2 separate regions of the Homo sapiens genome follow, and region 1 is linked to region 2. Evidence: chromatin loops called from intact Hi-C (ENCODE). Cell type or tissue: GM12878. All regions are shown on one strand. Links, peaks and the distances in the headings refer to the core of each region. The heading gives the core; the rest is flanking DNA.

The links. A loop is a pair of places that touch in the nucleus more often than their neighbours do. Peaks named below come from ENCODE experiments on the same cell type or tissue, not always from the same donor. Only the 100,000 strongest peaks of a DNase experiment are listed, where the experiment ranks them.
Region 1: a loop joins it to region 2, with 2.7 times the contacts of the local background. A loop is called at or near these places in 2 of 110 quality-filtered maps.

The regions. Positions count from the first base shown.
Region 1 is chr5:37,107,369-37,117,090 of GRCh38, reverse strand. CPLANE1 (ciliogenesis and planar polarity effector complex subunit 1) reads left to right here. Exons shown (of 53, transcript NM_001384732.1): 51 at 2,042-2,131; 52 at 8,620-8,798; 53 at 9,313-9,722. The coding sequence ends at 9,489. Among named protein-coding and RNA genes, the nearest start is that of CPLANE1-AS1, 140 kb to the left of the region's middle. RefSeq lists a silencer at 4,587-4,636. In GM12878, for the core only: no CTCF peak of the experiment used is centred there; DNase peaks (open chromatin) are centred at 4,460 and 5,090; H3K4me3 peaks cover 909 bases; H3K27ac peaks cover 2,454 bases.
Region 2 is chr5:37,180,951-37,190,672 of GRCh38, reverse strand. It overlaps CPLANE1 (ciliogenesis and planar polarity effector complex subunit 1), which reads left to right. Exons shown (of 53, transcript NM_001384732.1): 22 at 2,831-2,940; 23 at 3,101-3,259; 24 at 4,279-4,387; 25 at 5,594-5,885; 26 at 6,974-7,913; 27 at 9,668-9,722. Among named protein-coding and RNA genes, the nearest start is that of CPLANE1-AS1, 63 kb to the left of the region's middle. RefSeq lists a silencer at 5,680-5,880. In GM12878, for the core only: no CTCF peak of the experiment used is centred there; DNase peaks (open chromatin) are centred at 5,732 and 8,292; H3K27ac peaks cover 784 bases.

The DNA.
Region 1 (9,722 bases), core at 1,051-9,050, 74 kb after region 2:
ATGCCTGGCTATTGTCCTGTCTTTTAAGGCAAAGATAAAAGAGGCAGCTTGAGTGCTTGTGGATATTCTAACTTCTCTGCCTCAGTAGAACAGGCTGTGGCTCCCCTTGTTCTTGTGGCCTCTGTCACACCCAGACCCAACCATTTCACCTGGCTACATTCAGAAGTTTCAGGTCCCCCAGTGTTTGGGAGAATGGAGGGAAATCCAGGCAAGACTGATTCCAGACCTTTTCCTAGTCAGTGATACAGATAACCTGAACTCACATAGGTCAAGTTCAGTCATTGCACATGTGGGGAGGTGAGGCTCCATCAAGATTTTCAAATTCACTGTAGTTCATTCGTAAATGAAGAGTTTTTCTGAATATGCTTGGGAGTTTGACTCTATGTTGCTTTCTATCTTGTAAAGCAGTATGTAGTTTTTGGCTAATTTCTTCAGCCCTGCTTCCATACTGTTAGGAAATTTTTTTTTTTTGGACACAGGAACTCATTCTGTCGCCCAGAAGGGAGTGCAGTGGCGTGATCATGGCTCACTGCAACCTTGACCTCCCTGGCTCAGATCATCTTCCCACTTCAGCCTTTTTTTTTTTTTTTTTTTTTTTTTTTTTTGAGGCAGAGTCTTGCTCTGTCACCCAGACTGGAGTGCAGTGGCGTGATCTCACCTCACTTCAACCTCTGTCCTTTAGGTTCAAGCAATTCTCCTGCCTCAGCCTTCGGAGTAACGGGGACTACAGGCTTGCACCACCGTGCCCAACTAATTTTTGTATTTTTTAGTAGAGACAGGGTTTCACCATGTTGGCCAGGCTGGTCACAAACTCTTGGCCTCAAGTGATCCGCCAGCTTTGGCCTCCCAGAGTGATGGGATTACAGGTGTGAGCCACCGTGCCTGGTAGTGTGAGACATCTCAGCCTCTTGAATAGCTGGGACTACAGGTGTGCACCACCACACCTGGGTAATTTTTAAATTTTTTCGTAGAGACGGAGTCTTGCCATGTTGCTCAGGCTGTTCTCAAACTCCTGGGCTCAAGCAATCTTCCCATGTTGGCCTCCCAAAGTGCAAGAATTACAGGCGTAAGCCACCATGCCTGGCCAGGAGTAGTTTGTGTTATTGTTGCTTGTTTTATGTTTAGTTCTGTCAACTACAATACAAAGATTATATGATTAGTAACTGAGAGGCATCTTAGGCATAAAAAAGTAAAAGTCGGCCGGGCATGGTGGCTCACGCCTGTAATCCCAGCACTTTGGGAGGCTGAGGTGGGCGGATCATGTCAGATGATCAAGACCATCCTGGCCAACATGGTGAAACCCCGTCTCTACTAAAAATAAAAAAAAGTAGCCAGGCATGGTGGTGTGTGCCTGTAGTCCCAGCTGCTCGGGAAGCTGAGGCAGGGGAATCATTTGACCCTGGGAGGTGGAGGTTGCAGTGAGTGGAGATCACGCCACTGTACTGCAGCCTGGTGACAGAGTGAGACTCCATCTCAAAAAAAAAAAAAAAAAAGAAATAAAAGTCTAAGTTTTAAATCCTCTAAACTTAGGTTTATATCCCAGCTCTGCTGCTGATTTTTGCCCTCAGATAAGTTATTTGAAACCTACCTCATAGAGTTGTTGAGGATTATATTAATAAGAGATATTGCATAACATGGAAGTAAATGGTTGTTATTAATCTTTGAGTTTAAGAAACTAATCATTCGGTTGATAAAATTTAACTTGGCATTTTGTCTAGGTGTTTACTGCTAAGAGGCTTATTATGTCCCTAGCTTTTCCAGTTGCCAGAGATGTCAAAACACATTTGCCATTTGAAAAAAGAGTATGGCTGTGCTTGAAGGATACCAGGTGTCAAAGCAAAGTATTCCCTTTCTTTGTCTGCACTTAAGTTTTGCCACCTTGGTTCAAACCAGCCACCATTTACTGGGCCCCTACTGTGAACAGGGCTTGGTGAGCAGATTCAAAGCTGATCACCAAGGTGTCTGTCCTCAAATAACTCACAATATATATAAAAATCATGGATGTCTATGGAAGGCTAATAATGTTTGTCTCTCTGTATAGGAACTGCCACTTTCACCATACAGAAAAAAGCTGGTGGAGCCAAAGCAGCAGTAAGAAAGGCTACGCAGTCTCCAGTTACCTTCCAAAAAGGTAAGGGATAAAGAAGATAAAGTTTTTAGACTTAATACTGAATTTTCTTTTTTTTTTTTTTGAGACAGAGTCTCACTCTGTTGCCCAGTCTGGAGTGCAGTGGTGCAATGTCGGCTCACTGTAACCTCCACTCCCGGGTTCAAGTGATTCTCCTGCCTCAGGCTTCCCAGTAGCTGGGATTACAGGTGCCCACCACCGCGCCCGGTTAATTTTTGTATTTTTCGTAGAGATGGGGTTTTGCCATGTTGGCCAGGCTGGTCTTGAACTCCTGACCTAAGGTGATCCGCCCATCTTAGCCTCCCAAAGTCCTGTGATTACAGGCATGAGCCACTGTGCCTGGCCCTTAATACTAAATTTTAAAAAAATTATAAATCACTCCATTTCAAATATAGACTTCAGAATGAAGGGTGTGGCTCTGCGCTGCAGTGGTTCAGAGAAGAAGTTTTGGAGTAGCTTTATGGAATCAAGTTAACCACTTACTCTGTAACCTTACGCAAATTTCTAACCCATTTATGTATTCTTAATTTTCTCACCTGGAAAATACAAGTTATAATAGTGAGGATATATGTAACGACCTTGGTAGGTAAACAGGGTAACTATTATCCATGTCTTACTATGAGAACAGACTTAGAGAAGTTAAATGACCTGTTCAGATCTCCTTAAAACAATAACAATAGTAGCTAACAGGTATAGAGCACTTACTCTATGCCAGGCATTGTGTTCACACCTCATGTGCATTATCTCACTTGATCCTCACATTAAATCCAACAAAATCTGTGCAGTTATCCCCATTGAAAGAAAATAATTAAATTTGGTAGGGATAATGATTTTTTAAAAACCCACTAATTTGGCTGGGCGCGGTGGCTCACACCTATAATCCTAGCACTTTGGGAGGTCGTGGTGGTTGGATCACGAGGCCAAGAAATTGAGACCATCCTGGCCAACACGGTGAAACCCCATCTCTACTAAAAATACAAAAATTAGCTGGGCGTGGTGGCATGTGCCTGTAGTCCCAGCTACTTGGGAGGCTGAGGCAGGAGAATCACTTGAACCCAGCAGGCGGAGGTTGCAGTGAGCCGAAATTGCACCACTGCACTCCAGCCTGGCGACAGAGTGAGACTCTGTCTCAAAACAAAACAAAACAAAAAAACCCCACTAGTTTATATGTACTGTGAAAAATGATGAGAAATATGAAGTAATTAGCCTAGGCTTGGTATTATGCCTCTTTCTCTACTGCTAACTCATTACTTTGTAGATCCGTCATTCAGTTTACCCCATCTCTTTTTACCTATGTCTAATCCATTGTTTAACTCATTTATCAACTTTTTAATGTCTATGGCGGTATTTTCTAGAAGATCTATTGGGTACTTTTTCTACTCTTTCCCCCATGTATGCGTTAAAACCCAAGCTTCTGGTCGTTTGGATCACTTTGAATCCTCGAAGCATCATTTCCTGTGCTTGTGTATTAGTCTGTTCTCATGCTGCTAACACATACCTGAAACTGGGTAATTTAAAAGGAAAGAAGTTTAATGGACTCACAGTTTCACATGGCTGTGGAGGCCTCACAATCATGGTAAAAGGCAAAGGAGAAGCAAAGGCAAGTCTTACATGGTGGCAGGCAAAAGAGTGTATTCAGGGGAACTCCCCTTTATAAAACTATCAGATCTCATGAGAACTCACTATCACAAGACCAGCAGCATGAAGGTAACTGCCCCCATGATTCAATTACCTCCCACCTGGTCCCTCCCACAGCACGTGGGAATTATGGGAGCTACAATTCAAGATGAGATTTGGTTGGGGACACAGCCAAACCGTACCAGCTTCTAAATCCCATGCCAGCTTTTCTCTCTTTCAAAGACTTTCCTTTTTACCCATTATGAATTGTTTTCTAGTCTAGAGTACTCAATAGCTTTTTATTCTTTTCAAAGCAAATATCTAGCAATGTCTAGTTCAACAGATAAAATGCTCCCCAAATACAATGTTACCTCTAAAAACAGTTGAAATTACATGTACCGTTATATTGTTTTGTTTTTGAAAGTCCCGGAGATCCAGGGTTTTGTGTTCTTGAAGTCATTATAATCTAACATGAGGCCTTGCCCATAGAAAGCTGTAGGTATTTGTTTCATTGTTCAATGGTAACCCTGCCTCTGAAAGTTAGAAATGTGTATGACTCCAAGTTTCTAGCTTAAGTGCTTAGCTAGACTGTGACTCACAAATTGACACAAGTAGAGCAGGAAAAGAAGCAGGATTTTCTTTGGGAATGATGGAGGTAATAGGTTTAGTTTTATCATCCAGTTTCAGATTTCTCAGGCTAGACTCTGTAGACACTGTTTGGTGTTATGTTATAAAGAAACTGAGTGTCAGTGCCCACCGTCCTAGAGAAAGAGTACTTCCTTTCTGAGGGAAGCCAGTGTACTTGGCAGCCTGGTTTCTGCTGTGGGGTGTCTTCTTGATCTATAACTTACCTTTCACTTCAGAAAGCTTTCACTGTCCAGTGGGGCAGGTACACTTTACCTTGAAAAGTCTTATGCATGCTCAGTTTCACAGAACTTTTCTCATTATATTTTTATCTCAAATTGGATATCCCAGATAAACCCTGGAAAAATGCATTATGATCTGAAAGGAAGGAAATTACAAAGCCATCTCTAGGTAAAGTAAGGTGAGAGAAACCCAGTGATAGCCTCTCAAGGTTTGTAATACCCCATAGGTGAAGATTTATCCTAAAATGCAAGACTCTTAACTGTAATTTTAGCAGAGTAGGTGGTGGTTTGATTTGTCATTCTTTCTAGATGACAATAATTATGTTCATTTGGACAAAACAAGAATGTCGATGTCTAGATGCCAAATTAATTGTAGCCAAGATGAGTTTGGGATTAGTTGATGTTTGTAGCCTTTGTTGATCTCTAGTCATATCGTGAATACTTGAAGGAATAACTTCAGCACCCCACCTCCACTTGTTCCCATCTACTTTGAAGTGGAAGCCTACTCTTGTGGTTATGTTGCTTAACCACTCATTGGTTTCTCTTTCAGTCTCACTTTTTCTGTTTTAACGGCTGTTTTTTTTTTAACACAGTGTTTGTTCACATATGCATTCCTGTCATCTGCTCGTAGATTTTTTCCTTTATATGGTTTTTCAAAATTTGTTCCTTATTAATATTTACTGAAATAATTATTTTAACATGGAACTTTCAGTGGCATTTCAAAATACTCTGTGATGTCTTTAAGTAGCAGAAAAAATGTCAAACCTTTTCAACTAGAGCATAGCTCTCACATTGGATATTACAGTGGCAGGTGCTACCAAATGATGTTAGCTTTGTTTCTTTTTCAGACTCTTGGGGCTAGTCAAAAGAAAAATCCCTAAGCTGTCTGTACCACTGCACCCTTCCCTTTGGCACTAATCCAGGAAGAAGCTTTTGGAAAGCTGCCACTTTGGGGATCCAAATTAATAGATCTATTCATATTTTACTTATAGATATGAAGATGATCTTAAAGGGCCCTCTAAGTATTATTCTTCCTTCACCCTATAGAAAGTTAGGCCGGGCACGGTGGCTCACGCCTGTACAATCCCAGCACTTTGGGAGGCCGAGGCGGGCGGATCATGAGGTCAGGAGATCAAGACCATCCTGGCTAACACCGTGAAACCCCGTCTCTACTAAAAATACAAAAAAAAAATTAGCTAGGCATGGTGGTGGGCGCCTGTAGTCCCAGCTACTCGGGAGGCTGAGGCAGGAGAATGGTGTGAACCCGGGAGGTGGAGCTTGCAGTGAGCCGAGATCATGCCACTGCACTCCAGCCTGAGTGACAGAGCGAGACTCTGTCTCAAAACAAAAAAAGAATAGAAAGTTAATACATTGGCCGGGCGTGGTGGCTCACGCCTGTAATCCCAGCACTTTGGGAGGCTGAGGCAGGCGGATCACGAGGTCAGGAGATTGAGACCATCCTGGCTAACACGGTGAAACCCCATCTCTACTAAAAATACAAAAAATTAGCCGGGTGTGGTGGCGGGTGCCCGTAGTCCCAGCTACTCGGGAGGCTGAGGCAGAAGAATGGCGTGAACCCGGGAGGCAGAGGTTGTAGTGAGCCAAGATAGTGCCACTGCACTCCAGCCTGGGCGACAGAGTGAGACTCCATCTCAAAAAAAAAAAAAAAAAAAAAAGTTAATACATTAGCCCAGGTTCTGGGGTGGATCATCTCCATCATCTTGGGCCAATTACATAACCTCTCTAAGCCTCACTTTCCTCATTTGCAAAATGGGGATAATAATGGTTTCTCCATAGGACTGTCAGGAAGAGTATTCACTCAGCAACTGCCCATTGAGTTCCTACTACATACCAGGCACTGTTACTCATGAACAACACAGAAAGCAGCACATAAATAAGGGAGAATGAGGCTGGCTAGGTGGAACTACTCTAGCAAGGGTGGTTAAAGGTCTCTTTGAGAAGGTGAAACTCTTACTCCAGCTCTTAGTATGAAGCAAATTAAAAATTAAATGAATAAAAATTTAGAAAAAGAGAAGGTGATGTTGGAGTGAAGATCTTGAATGATGAAAAGGAGATTGTTAGGTAAAGATAAGGCAAAACAGTTTCAGGCAGAAGTTCAAAGTTCTGGTAAGATTGTTGTATAAAGATAAGGCAGAACAGAAAGTTCAGAGTCCTGGTACAGAAACAAAGTTGGTATGACAGAAAAGATCAGTGTGGAAAGGTGACGAGAGATATGGTGGGAGAGATGGGCTAGATACTGTAGGCTAAGGCAAGGAGTTTGGATTTTACTTGAGATCCAGTGAGACTCCATTTTAGGGAATTAAGCAGAGAGATAATATAATTTATGTTTTAGAACATGTGGAAAGAAAGAACAGAAGACGGCATACAAGGATAGATTGCTTGGGCTAGGGTTTTAACAATGGAGATGGGAGGAAACTATTTGATTTGGGATGTATTTTGAAGATAGACAAAATTAGGACTTGCTGATGGATTGGATGTGGCATGTATAAGAAAGAAGGATGAGGCTGGGCACAGTGGCTCACTCCTGTAATCCCAGCACTTTGTGAGGCTGAGGCAGGCCGATCGCTTGAGGCCAGGAGTTCCAAACCAGCCTGGCCAATATGGTGAAACCCCATCTCTACTAAAAATACCAAAATTAGCTGGGCATGGTGGCGCATGCCTGTAATCCCAGCTACTTGGGAGGCTGAGGCAGGAGACTCGCTTGAATCCGGGAGGCAGAGGTTGCAGCGAACCGAAATTGCACCACTGCATTCCAGCCTGGGGACAGAGTGAGATTCCGTCTCAAAAAACAAAAAAGATATACTGGATTTTAACCTGAGCATTTCCTGGGATAGGGCAGTTTAGGGGTAAAAATTAACAGTGTGGTTTTGGACATGTTAAAGTTCAGATGTTTATTGCACATCCAAGCAAGGATTTTAAGAAGGGGCAATTAGCTTTATGAGACTGGAGGTACAGGTTTTAGAGAGCTGTCAGCATGTAGGTGATATTTAAAGCCATGGAACTAAATGAAGTTAGCTAGGGAGAGCAGAGGTGTGTTAGAAAATCTAAAGACCAGGCATGAATGTCTGGTAAGTTCAAGGGACTGAATGTAAAAGTGCTTATTAGCCTATACTAAATGCCAAAGTGTGTGCTGTGATTATTTTGGGGGCTTTATTTCTTGGAGATATCTTCAGCTTCAAGTACATAAGGTTGGTAGAGTTACAAAAGACAAAGAGGGCCCAAACTTCAGCATTGTCATACCTCTTCTCCCCTCTTCAGGGAGCCACATGACTGCTTGTTTGGGATCTATATTTACTTCCCATCTTGTCCCATGTCTTGGGTGTTTCTTCATGAAATCACCTCGAAGGGTAGAACATGCTGTGATATTGGCTTTGGAACATTGTGTTAGGTGAGGTAGGCTCCTCTAGGGCTTTGTGCAGAGAAACCTTATTGGTTTGTGGGTTTACTAAGCTGCCTCTGGGCATTAGCTGGAATGAAAATTTCTTTTCAACAAATACTGATATATGCAGTAAGAAGAAAGAGGGTCATAATGTATTGTCACCACACTCACTGTGATGCCTTTGCCTAAAGGCAGATTGTAAGCATTAAGCCTGGGTGAAGATGCCCAAAACATTGCTTCTAAGAAGTTTTCACAAGACTTTCTGTAAAAGACAGGGAAGGCCCAGGTCTCAGAGTTCACCCAACTTTGGTGTCAATACCTCTCCACCGTTCTGTTATATCTGTGGCCTCTCCTCCCTAGATTTTCTTGTCTTAAAGATTAATTACTAATAGTTTTCAAATCCAAAGGCTGGAATTCAGTTTCCATCTCGTACAGTGACAGGACAGGAATTGTTCGAACTCTAAAGTGAACCATTTCCAGACCTTGTGATTCAAATATTATTTAAAATGTGACTACCTTGGCTTTGATGATAAAAGTCACAATTAACAAATGAATGAATGAATGAATGAATCAATCCCAATGTGTGCTTTGTTCTTATCCCTTAAAAGGCTCTAATGCTCCGTGTCATAGTCTGCAGCATACAAAAAAACATGGAAGTGCTGGGCTTGCACCTCAAACCAAGCAGGTGTGTGTAGAGTATGAAAGAGAGGAGACTGTGGTGAGTCCCTGGACGATACCTTCAGAAATCCATAAGATTCTTCATGAGAGTCACAATTCCCTTCTACAAGTAAGCATTGTTCTAGATTTTGTTTGTCTAGTGATTGCTCTATGTTCTTCAGGTTTTTTGTTTGTTTGTTTGTTTGTTTTTTAGTTTGTTTTTTGTGGGATGTGGAAATACTGAAAAGTTGTTAGGTCAGTTTGAAATCGTGATGCAAAGCATCTTCCCTTTTGGCTTAGTACTTCAGCATTTGTCTTTCAGACTTCTCTGTGACTGTATTTTTTAACTAAAAAATGACCAAAATGTAAGAACATAAAATCGTACTACAAGTATCAACATCCGTTCTGCCCTGTCTTCACATCTGGTGCCAGCATCTCGTTGTGTGAGATGATGTTCAGCTCTTGTCCATCTGGATGTGCTGGGCAATCACAGCCCTATTTCCTGGCACATTTCCTTCAGCCTTTTGATGGATGAGCAACTCTAGAATTTTTGGAAAGCTTAGTTCACGTTCCAGGTTTTTTTGTTTTTGTTTTTTTGTTTGTTTTTAGGGGCTAGGACCACAATTGTCTTTTCAATTTAATAGGACTTGTCTCCAACTGAAGAGGAAGAGCCAGAGCATCCTTTTGGGGTGGGCGGTGTGGACAGCGTGTCTGAGAGCACTGGCAGCATCCTCAGCAAGCTGGACTGGAATGCCATCGAAGACATGGTGGCCAGCGTGGAGGACCAGGGCCTGTCTGTCCACTGGGCCCTGGACCTGTAAGACCTGGATATCATTGGGTTTCCATGCACAGGCCAGCACCTCAGTAATGTGGTTCTGAAAGATTAACAGGTTTAAGGGACAGAAGCAATGAAAGAAGCAATGTGAATTTTCCATTTGCTTTCATATTATTACCTGGATTAGCCATTACCAGAGGAAAAATAAACATTTCTCAGTAACTTTGCCTTTATGGGGAAAGGGTTGACTATTGATGTATTATATGTTTTTGTATTTGA
Region 2 (9,722 bases), core at 785-8,784:
TGTTATCTATCCCATGTTTAAATTTACTTGATAATTTCAAATATGTCTTTTCTATAGTTTTTTTAAAAAAATCTATCCAATCAAGGTCCACCACACATTGCATTTTGGTTGATATATAAATCTTTCTCTTTTTATAGTGTGATCGTAGCTCACTGCAGCCTTGACCTCCCAGGTTCAAGTGATCCTTCTACCTCAGCCTCCTGAGTAGCTGGGACTACAGGTGTGCACCACCAGGCCTGGTTTTTTTGTTTTTTTTTTTCATTTTTTCATAAAGACAGGGCCTCACTTTTTTGCCCAAGCTGGTCTCGAACTCCTGGGCTCAAGCAGTCCTACCTTGACCTCCCAAAGTGCTGGGATTACAGGCAGGAGCTACCATGCCTGGCCTATAAGTCCATCTTAATCTATAAAAGTTTCCTTGCCCCCATTCTGTTTCATGCCCTTTATTTATTGTGGAAACTCGATCGTTTGTCTAGTAGAACCCGTTCTATTCTGGTTTCAGTTGGTTACATCTTTTTGGTATTCAAACATTTTTGACCATGATTTAAAATAAGTGCAGATTTTATAGCAAGGTAATACATGCACACACCCATATGAAGTTAGAATGAAAATTTAATGAACTACCTTTACTCTTACTGTGTGCAATGCACTCTTCTTTTCTTTTCTTTTTTTTTTTGAGACAAAATCTCAAGTCTGTCACCCAGGCTGGAGTGCAGTGGCGTGATCTCAGCTCACTGCAATCTCCACCTCCCCGGTTCAAGTGATTCTTCTGCCTCAGCCTCCCAAGTAGCTGGGATTACAGGTGCACACCACCACGCCCAGCTAATTCTTGTATTTTTAGTAGAGATGAGGTTTCACCAGGTTGACCAGGCTGGTCTCGAACTCCTGACCTCAGGTGATACACCCACCTCGTCCTCCCAAAGTACTGGGATTACAGGCATGAGCCACTGTGCCCGGCTGCAATGCACGCTTGATATATTCTGTTGTATTCTATTTTAAAAAGATGATTGAGACTCACTGAATTGATTTTATAGCCTAGTAACTAATAAAAGGTTGTAATCCACAGTCTGAAAAACACAGATAAAGGATGTTTTTAGATGAGTCACTGTTTAGTATGTTGCTGCACTGTGTCTTGCTAGTTCTTGGCCTTAGTTCTATCCCAGCTTGCCTGTGAAATATGAAATAATGAAACACATCTGTCAGTAATGATGCCTTTCTCAAAAGATTGGGCCGTGCTCCCCCGGCAGAATCTATGAGAATCTGATGTGTGGGGTGGGCTGTAGTGTGAAAATGCTCACTGGAGACCCTGATAGTCCCCCTGGGGCCATGTACCCACCATCCTCTCTCACTATTGGGATGAATAGAATGTGTAGAAGACCTGCTTTCTGCCCACTTTCCATAATGTCAAACTGTTCTTTTTGACTTTGTAATATTTATTTTAAAAAGCATATTAAATAGCTCCCTAAAGAAAATGAAAATACTGACTACTAATATAAAAGTCAGTTTATTGTAAAAATAAGGCTTATTTAAAAAATTAAGGCATAGGCTGGGTGTGGTAGCTTATGCCTGTAATCCAAGGCAGGTGGATTACCTGAAGTCAGAAGTTTGAGACCAGCCTGGCCAACATGGTGAAACCCTGTCTCTACTAAAAATACAAAATTAGCCAGGTATGGTGGCACACGCTTGTAGTCCCAGGTACTTGGGAGGCTGAGACAGGAGAATCACTTGAACCTGGGAGGTGGAGGCCAAGATCGCACCACTGCACTCCAGCCTGGGCAAGATAGAGCAAGACTCCGTCTCAAAAAAATAATCATAATAAAATAAATAAAAATAAACAATTAAGGCATAAATGAATGAATGCTAAATTTTAGAATATTATCTTTCTTCCTCCAAAGGAAAAGTTCCTATATTTTTCTTTTTCCAGAGATGGTCTTGCTATTGTGCTGCTAGAAAGAAGCGTGTGCAAGTGTCTTTTTCATATAATGATTTCTTTTCCTCTGGGTAGATACCCAGTAGTGGGATTTTTGGATCAAATGGTAGATCTACTTTGAGTTTTTTAAGGAATCTTCACACTGTTTTCCATAGTGGTTGTACTAGTTTACGTTTTCACCAGCAGTGTAAAAGTGTTTCCTTTTCACCACATCCATGCCAACATGGAGGCTGGTCTCAAACTCCTGGGCTCAAACGATCCTCCCACCTCAGGTGTCCAAGTAGCTAGGAGACAAGGTCTTGCTCTGTCTACAGAGCCTACACCACCCCGTTGAAAAGGTCCTATTAACCATAGAACATGAGATGGTTTTCACTTAATTGGTCACATGTTAACTATAATAGAAATTTAAGATTAGCAGAAGAGTGAAAACTTGTTTTGATAGCTGGATTGTGAGCCTGTGCATTGTGTATAGTTAAATCCTGATGCTCCATACAATGGAACACCATATTGGCAACAAGAAGACTTAGTATATTACCATGTGAAAAGATATCTAAGATATAGTAGGTGAAAAAAAAGCTAGTTGCAAAGCAGCATACATAGTATGATTTTATATATCTTTGTGTACTTGTATTGCTTTTAATAAAAAATTATTTACTATTAGAAATAGTTTTTAGTATTAAAAATGTTTAAACATAAATGAATATCTGTTAGTGACTTATAAGTCAATCTCCATGACTTTTATATAAGGACTTTTATATAAATTTACAATGAGCATGTGTTCATTTTATAATGAATGAAATAAAGACCTTTATTTTGAAAAAAATGATCAGCAGAGTTGGAGTTGTTATAATATTAATGTACATACTCATGTGATTTTCTTTCATATTTGTGTTCCTGCTTTAGGTTGCTTCAGAGAACTTTGTGCTCTGTGTTGGATGCTGCATGTCCGTGATAAGTTATCCTATAGTTGCAGGCAATATCAGAAAGCAAGAGAAAATGTAAAAGGAGAAAAGGTATTTACCAGGGCAAAAATAAGAAAAATGAACACACGTTAAGTGGGAAATTATTGTTTAAAAGAAGATTTTATTGTTTGTAGCAAAACTTTCTTTTGAACTCATTCTGGTCTACCATCTAAACTAAAAAGGAAATGAATGTTTTTCAATATCCTTTTAGGACCTTGAAGTGGAGTTTGATTCTTGTATGATTGAGCACTGTCTTAGTGCAGTGGAATGGGCTTATAGAATGCTGCCTTTCTCTCGGTTTTTTAATATGGAAGAACTTATTCAGGATATAATTTTGAGCCTTATTGGAGAACTGCCACCAATCAGAAAGGTAATGTGCTTGTAGGTGAAAGTAAACTACATCAGAATCAGAGACTTTAAAAGATTTTTATTTAATTTTAATTAAGGATGATGTTGCCTTTCTTTGGATTATTTCACTTAGCATAATATCTTGTGGGTTCAAAAAGGTAAATACTGTAGGACCTCACTTGTGTGTGGAATATAAAAATGTTAAACTCACGGAAGCAGAGAGTGGAATGGTGGTTGTCAGAGGCTGGGGATGTGGTGGAAATGGGGAGATCTTGGTCAAAGGGTACAACCTTTCAGTTACAAGATGAATAAGTTCTAGGGATCCAATGTACAATATAGTGACTATAGTTTTTTTTTTTTTTTTTTTTTTTTTTTGAGACGGAGTCTCGCTCTGTCACCCAGGCTAGAGTGCAGTGGCGCGATCTCGGCTCACTGCAAGCTCCGCCTCCCGGGTTCACGCCATTCTCCTGCCTCAGCCTTCCGAGCAGCTGGGACCACAGGCTCCCGCCAACACGCCCGGCTAATTTTTTGTATTTTTTTAGTAGACACGGGGTTTTACCACGTTAGCCAGGATGGTCTTGATCTCCTGACCTCGTGATCTGCCCGCCTCGGCCTCCCAAAGTGCTGGGATTACAGGCGTGAGCCACCGCGCCGGGCTATAGTGACTACAGTTAATCGTAGTGTATTGTTTACCTGAAATTTGATAAGGGAGGATATTACAATGGTAAATGTGTGTATTGATGGATGTGCTAATTAATTCGACTATGGAAATCAGCACAGAATGTATACGTATATTAAATCATCACATTGTACACCTTGAATATACACAGTTTTTGTCAATTACATATTTTAAAATAAAAAAGTAAGTTGATACTAAACTCCTATTAGCAGACAGATGCTCAGAGAGAGGCTTTGACCTGACTTCAAAAGATTAGTAAGAAATGTGCATTTATATTTTGAGTTAAAATAAAATATTTGTGGAATGGAAGAAAAAAAAAGAATGATGTTTCTCATAAAACTTAAACAATTTTTTTTCTGAAGGTAGCAGAAATTTTCGTGAAAGCATTTCCCTATCCTGAGGACGTGAGGGTTCCTTTAAGAGACAAATATCACTCTCTTCACCAGAGACTCAGACACTGTGTTGTGAAAGGTATTATTTGTTGTTTCTCAGATAGCTAACAGATAAATTGCAGAAGATTCCCTTTTTGTTTTGAAAATATTTATTTACTGTTGCTTATGTGTCTATGCATTTTTGCCTCTTCCTTGAGATAGGAGTATGAGAAGGTAGAAACATTTCTCCATTGCAGAAAGACTAATCTCTTGCTTTGGAACCAGATGAAGCTGACTTCGGCTCATGGCTCTGTCAGTCAGTAACTGTGCGATCTTAGGCAAGTTGCTCAGTCTCTCTGAGCCTCATATCTTTATTTGTAAAGTGGGCATAGTATTACCTGCTTTATGATGTGTATTCAGAGAGGATTAAGTAAGATAATATAAAATGAGCATATGGTACTTTGTATATTGCAAGTATTTGTTGAAAACAAGTAATTTCCCTTTATGGTTATTTATGCTTCTAATTTTGTTCTTCAAAATTAGAATACACACATTTCTTACTGTGGTAAAATGCATATAATATAAAATTTACCATTTTAGCCATTTAAAATATGCAATTCATTGACATTAAGTACATTTACAATGTTGCAGAATTTTTAAAGAATTAAAATTACCCTGCTTTTTAAAACTATAATTCAGTATTTAAGTCCAGGTATGTCCAGTGATTTTGTATTATTCTATTAATATATTGTATTTGTGATTTGTATTTTTCTTAATACTTTTTTTTGACATCCTCTAAAATATTCTGTTTATGTATTAAATAATGTTTTAAAATGTTTCTATAGGCAGCCTTGAAAACCTTCCCTTGCTATTGTTTCTTATTACTTTTAGTAAGAAAAATGTCCTTGATTTTTTTGGCTAGAATTATCCTCATTTTATCTTATTCTCTATGTGATAATAGAAAAAACATTCATTATTCTTTTTATTAAATATAATTATCCTTCTGAGTTTTAAAACAGTTAAATCACTTAAAGTTTTTTTTTTCCAGGGCATACTTTTTCTTCATGAGGTCTAGGTTCTGTCTCTTTTACTGTGTTCTTTAATGGACCTTCTTTAGCTTCTGCAGTTCTACTTTAAAATATCTTTCCAGTAAATACTGAAGAAAACACGACCAGTAAGAATGTGGAAATAAGCCTTAGTCATCAGTTAGGTTTCTTGTCCCCAGGAGGGACCAGAGTTGGGTCTCCTATGTCTTGAATTGAAATATTTTAATGAACACTAAGACTTTTTATTCTTTTCTTTCCAGGACCCCAGACTGAGGAAATGATGTCTGTTGTCATGCATTCTATCCAGAAAGTGAGGGTGAAAGCTCTAAAACGTGTGCAGAGAAATATAGGCTCTTTTGAAGTGAATATATGGGAACCAATTGAAGAAGAGAAACCAGATGAGGCTCCAGGTGTTGACAGATATTCCCTGGGGACTAGTTTGAGCAGAAGTACACTCACAGAACTAGGAGATTCTGTGGTTCACAGTGATGCAGATACGTTCTCTGAAGCTTTGTCGGTTGAAGAAAAAAGTAGGATAAATATCTATCAAAGGTACAATTGAGATCTTTTAATCACTGGCATTCACTTCCTTTGAAAAGTAGCTTTCAGGCATCTGATGAGCTGATTTCTGGTCCCAGCAACCCTCACTGATTGTGCTATTAATAATATGAATGATAAGTGCCACCCCCTCCACTCATAAGAATATTAGGAGTATAAAATGAGACTATACATTCGAAAATTTACTTTAAGTATTATTGATATATGAAATAATTTTGCCATCTGAAATTATAAAATCAAAGGAGTAGATGAAATTCTACACTTCACTGGAGGACTTTCAGTTTTTTTTAGTAATCTTTAGACTTAAATAGTTTGAGGTTACTGAGTTAGCCATATTATTTTTAAGGAAATTTTTCCTTAAATTTCCTTAATATTTTTAAGGGAAATATTTCAGGGAAGGAAATTGCCTCAATCAGAAGGGATGGGATGCTTTCAGCCCAGGTGGCCAACACCTGTTCTCTTACTGAGGGAACTAAGGATCTGTGTTCTGCCCTAGGAATCATGTTGAGAAGAAACATTTAAAAGGAATTGTTGTTGGGCAGTTAAGGTGTCCGCCCAACAGGTTTCATAACAGCTAAAAGTGTTTAGAAAAAGTTCCCAGTTTTTGTGTGGTAAAACAAAAAAGGTCAGTCTTGCTTATTACACATGGTATTAGGGGAGCTGAGCGGGCAGATGCAAGAGAGAAACAAGAAATCCTAAATTTTGTTGTATATCAGTGGCTTGGAGTTTTTGTTGACTTTGTATTCCTAAAATCTGACCCATTAGAGGACTATTTCTTTTACCCACAGAAAAATTATTCATGTTCTTTTATAGTGAAATTTCTGTGGACACATTTTAATCTCTTCTAATACAAATTTTCCCTTTTGATAGTAATTTTTTTTTGATCTCATAGTAGAAATGTTCCACTCTTGAAAACACTTAGAAATCATTTAGTCCCACTCCCTCATTTGAAATGTAGGTAATTGAGGCACACAAAATATACATGACTTAATCATTGGAGAGAATTTTCCATGTCAATTCTAAGATCAGTTTTAGTGATTAAATGATCTCTAATTTTGTCTTATTTTATTTTTTTGCTATAGAAATGCCCCAAATCACATGGAATTAACATCAATTCATAAGCCAACTGATAAAAGGAAAATGTGTAATCAGAAAGAAAATCCTACAAAGAAAGAAGATCATGAAAAGTTATCACAAAATACACTTCCTGTAATAGGTGTTTGGGAATTTGAACGTGATGATGATGAATATATTAAATTCCTTGATCTGTTTTTGAGTTACATTCTTGAAAGAGACCTACCTTATTCCAGGGATGCTGACATTCCATTTCTAACTAGTTTTTCTGGAAAGCTTAGAGAACATGAACTTAATTCTTTACTTTTTGATGTACATACAACATTAAAACGACATCAGAGCAAAACTAAAAGCCAGAATGTGTTTAGAGCTGGTTCTTGCTTTGTTGTTGCTCCTGAGTCCTATGAATCAGAAAAATCATCCTCTTTAAATGATGAATATGGCATGCATTTAGAAAACCAGAAACTTTCATCATCAGTACTGGTTAATCAAGGGATCAAACCTTTTTTACAATATCCTTCGAATGAAGTCAATAAGAATGAAGGAATGAGTGGATTATTTGGTTTAAAACAAAGGTCAATTTACAAAATACAAGATGACACTAGAGAGAAATGTCTAATCCAGAGATCATCAAACCACATTTTTTGGACTCCCAAGTCCATTAAAACTAGAAGATGTATTTTCAAAGCTATTCAGTGCAATGATATTAACCCTCAAGAAGATCTTCCTTTAGCACTAAACACTTTTGGCAGTATAGGAAGACTGCTGGAATGGATGATAAGGTGGTCTAATAGAAGGCTACTCTGTGATTCTGGTATAACTGAGTCATCCTCTGAGTACAGTCCAGTAATTCGTGTAAAGACCTCTACAGCTGCCATTCTTACATCATTATGGCTTTTGGAACAACCCTATTTTGCTACATATAAGGCAAAAAATGCCATTATTAAGGTAAGCATATCAATTGTTTATTACTTACAAATGAGAATTCTCATTTTAGATTAAAACTATGTTTACATTTCCCATCTTTTAAAGAATCATTAAATAATAGAAAATTAATGACAATGTTGATTATAATCAGTATCTCCTATTTTTTTCTTCCAGTGGTTCCTTTAATTCTTAACAATAAAGTGCTTTCAGAGAGGCTGTGAGGTTTTGAAGTTTTATGTGTATTTATAAAAAAGAAAAAAAGGAAGGAGATAATTTTAAGTGATATTACAAGTGGTATTACACGTATATTATTTCTCCTTTCAGTTTCAGGTTTTGGTTCAGATGAAGGAGGACTAGGTGGCTCTGTAGTTTTAATTACTGATGTCTCATCAAGTCCGTTAGGGGATAGTTTTTCTTATACTCTCAGGCCAGAAGAGGTTGGAGAACCAAACACAGAAAGGCAGATGGGGGAGTCAGTAGAGGAGTTAGTGTTTAATTAACTATTCTTTCTTCCCTAGTCAATGGCAAGTGCTTTTATTCTGAAGTAGTTTATTCTAGGCTGAAGGATGTGAGTGTGTGTGTGTATGTGTGTGTGTGTATGTGAATATGTGAATTTGTTTTATTTTTTACTTATTCATTTTTTGAGACAGAGTCTTGCTTTTTGTTTTGTTTTGTTTTTTGTTTTTTTTGAGATGGAGTCTCACTCTGTCACCCAGGCTGGAGTGCAGTGGCGTGATCTCAACTCACTGCAACCTCCGCCTCCTGGATTCAAGCGATTCTCCTGCCTCAGCCTTGTGAGTAGCTGGGACTACAGGCACGCGCCACCACGCCTGACTAATTTTTGTAGTTTTTAGTAGAGATGGGGTTTCATCATATTGGCTAGGGTGGTCTCAAACTCCTGACCTTGTGATCCGCCCGCCTCGGCCTCCCAAAGTGCTGGGATTACAGGTGTGAGCCACTGCGCCTGGTCCAGAGTCTTGCTTTATCACCCAGGCTGGAGTGCAGTCTTAGGATCACAGCTGTCTGTAGCCTTGACCTCCTGGGCTCAAGTGATCCTTCCACTTGAATCTTCCAAGCAGCTGGGACCACAGGCTCATGCCACTATGCCTGACTAATTTTTAAATTTTTTATAAAGACAGGGTTTCCCTTTGTTACCCAAGCTGGTCTCAAACTCCTGAGCTCAAGTGACCTTCCCACCTTGGCCTCTCAAAATGTTGGGATTACAGGTGGGAGCCACCACACTAGTCCTTTTTTTCCCTTGAGATTGGTTTCTGTTATCATAAGGTATACAGTTTATATGATACTGTGATATTAGTCATCCTTGAAATGTGTATTTCTAGGTAATGTATATGGAAATTTTAAGTGAGACAAAAAGGATGTACCTTGTGTTTTTAGCTGCATGTATTTTTGTCTACTATGTCATTTTGAAATAACTACTGAATGTCTTTATGATATAGCAAAGGGAATGAAATGAGGATATTATAATTTTTTTGCCATTGTTTTGTGGCCTGAAAACAATGACAATATGCCTTACAAATTTGTAAGGCTGATTTCTTTTGAATACTATTTAGGTAGTCAGATTTGCTTTTTCCAGTTAGAATAAAGACTTGATCATTGCTTCAGCAACAAATATTGAGTTGTAGAAATGCAGTAAATATTTGATAAATGAATAAGAGGATTATTCAGAATTCCTGTAGAAAGAATGAATAATTTTAAAATATGGTGAAAAATAAAGGGTTCAATAAATACTAAATACTTTAAATGGTTTGCTTTAGATGGTAGAGAATCGTGACACTGGGTGTCAGATTGGACCCAATATTGAGAGGGAGA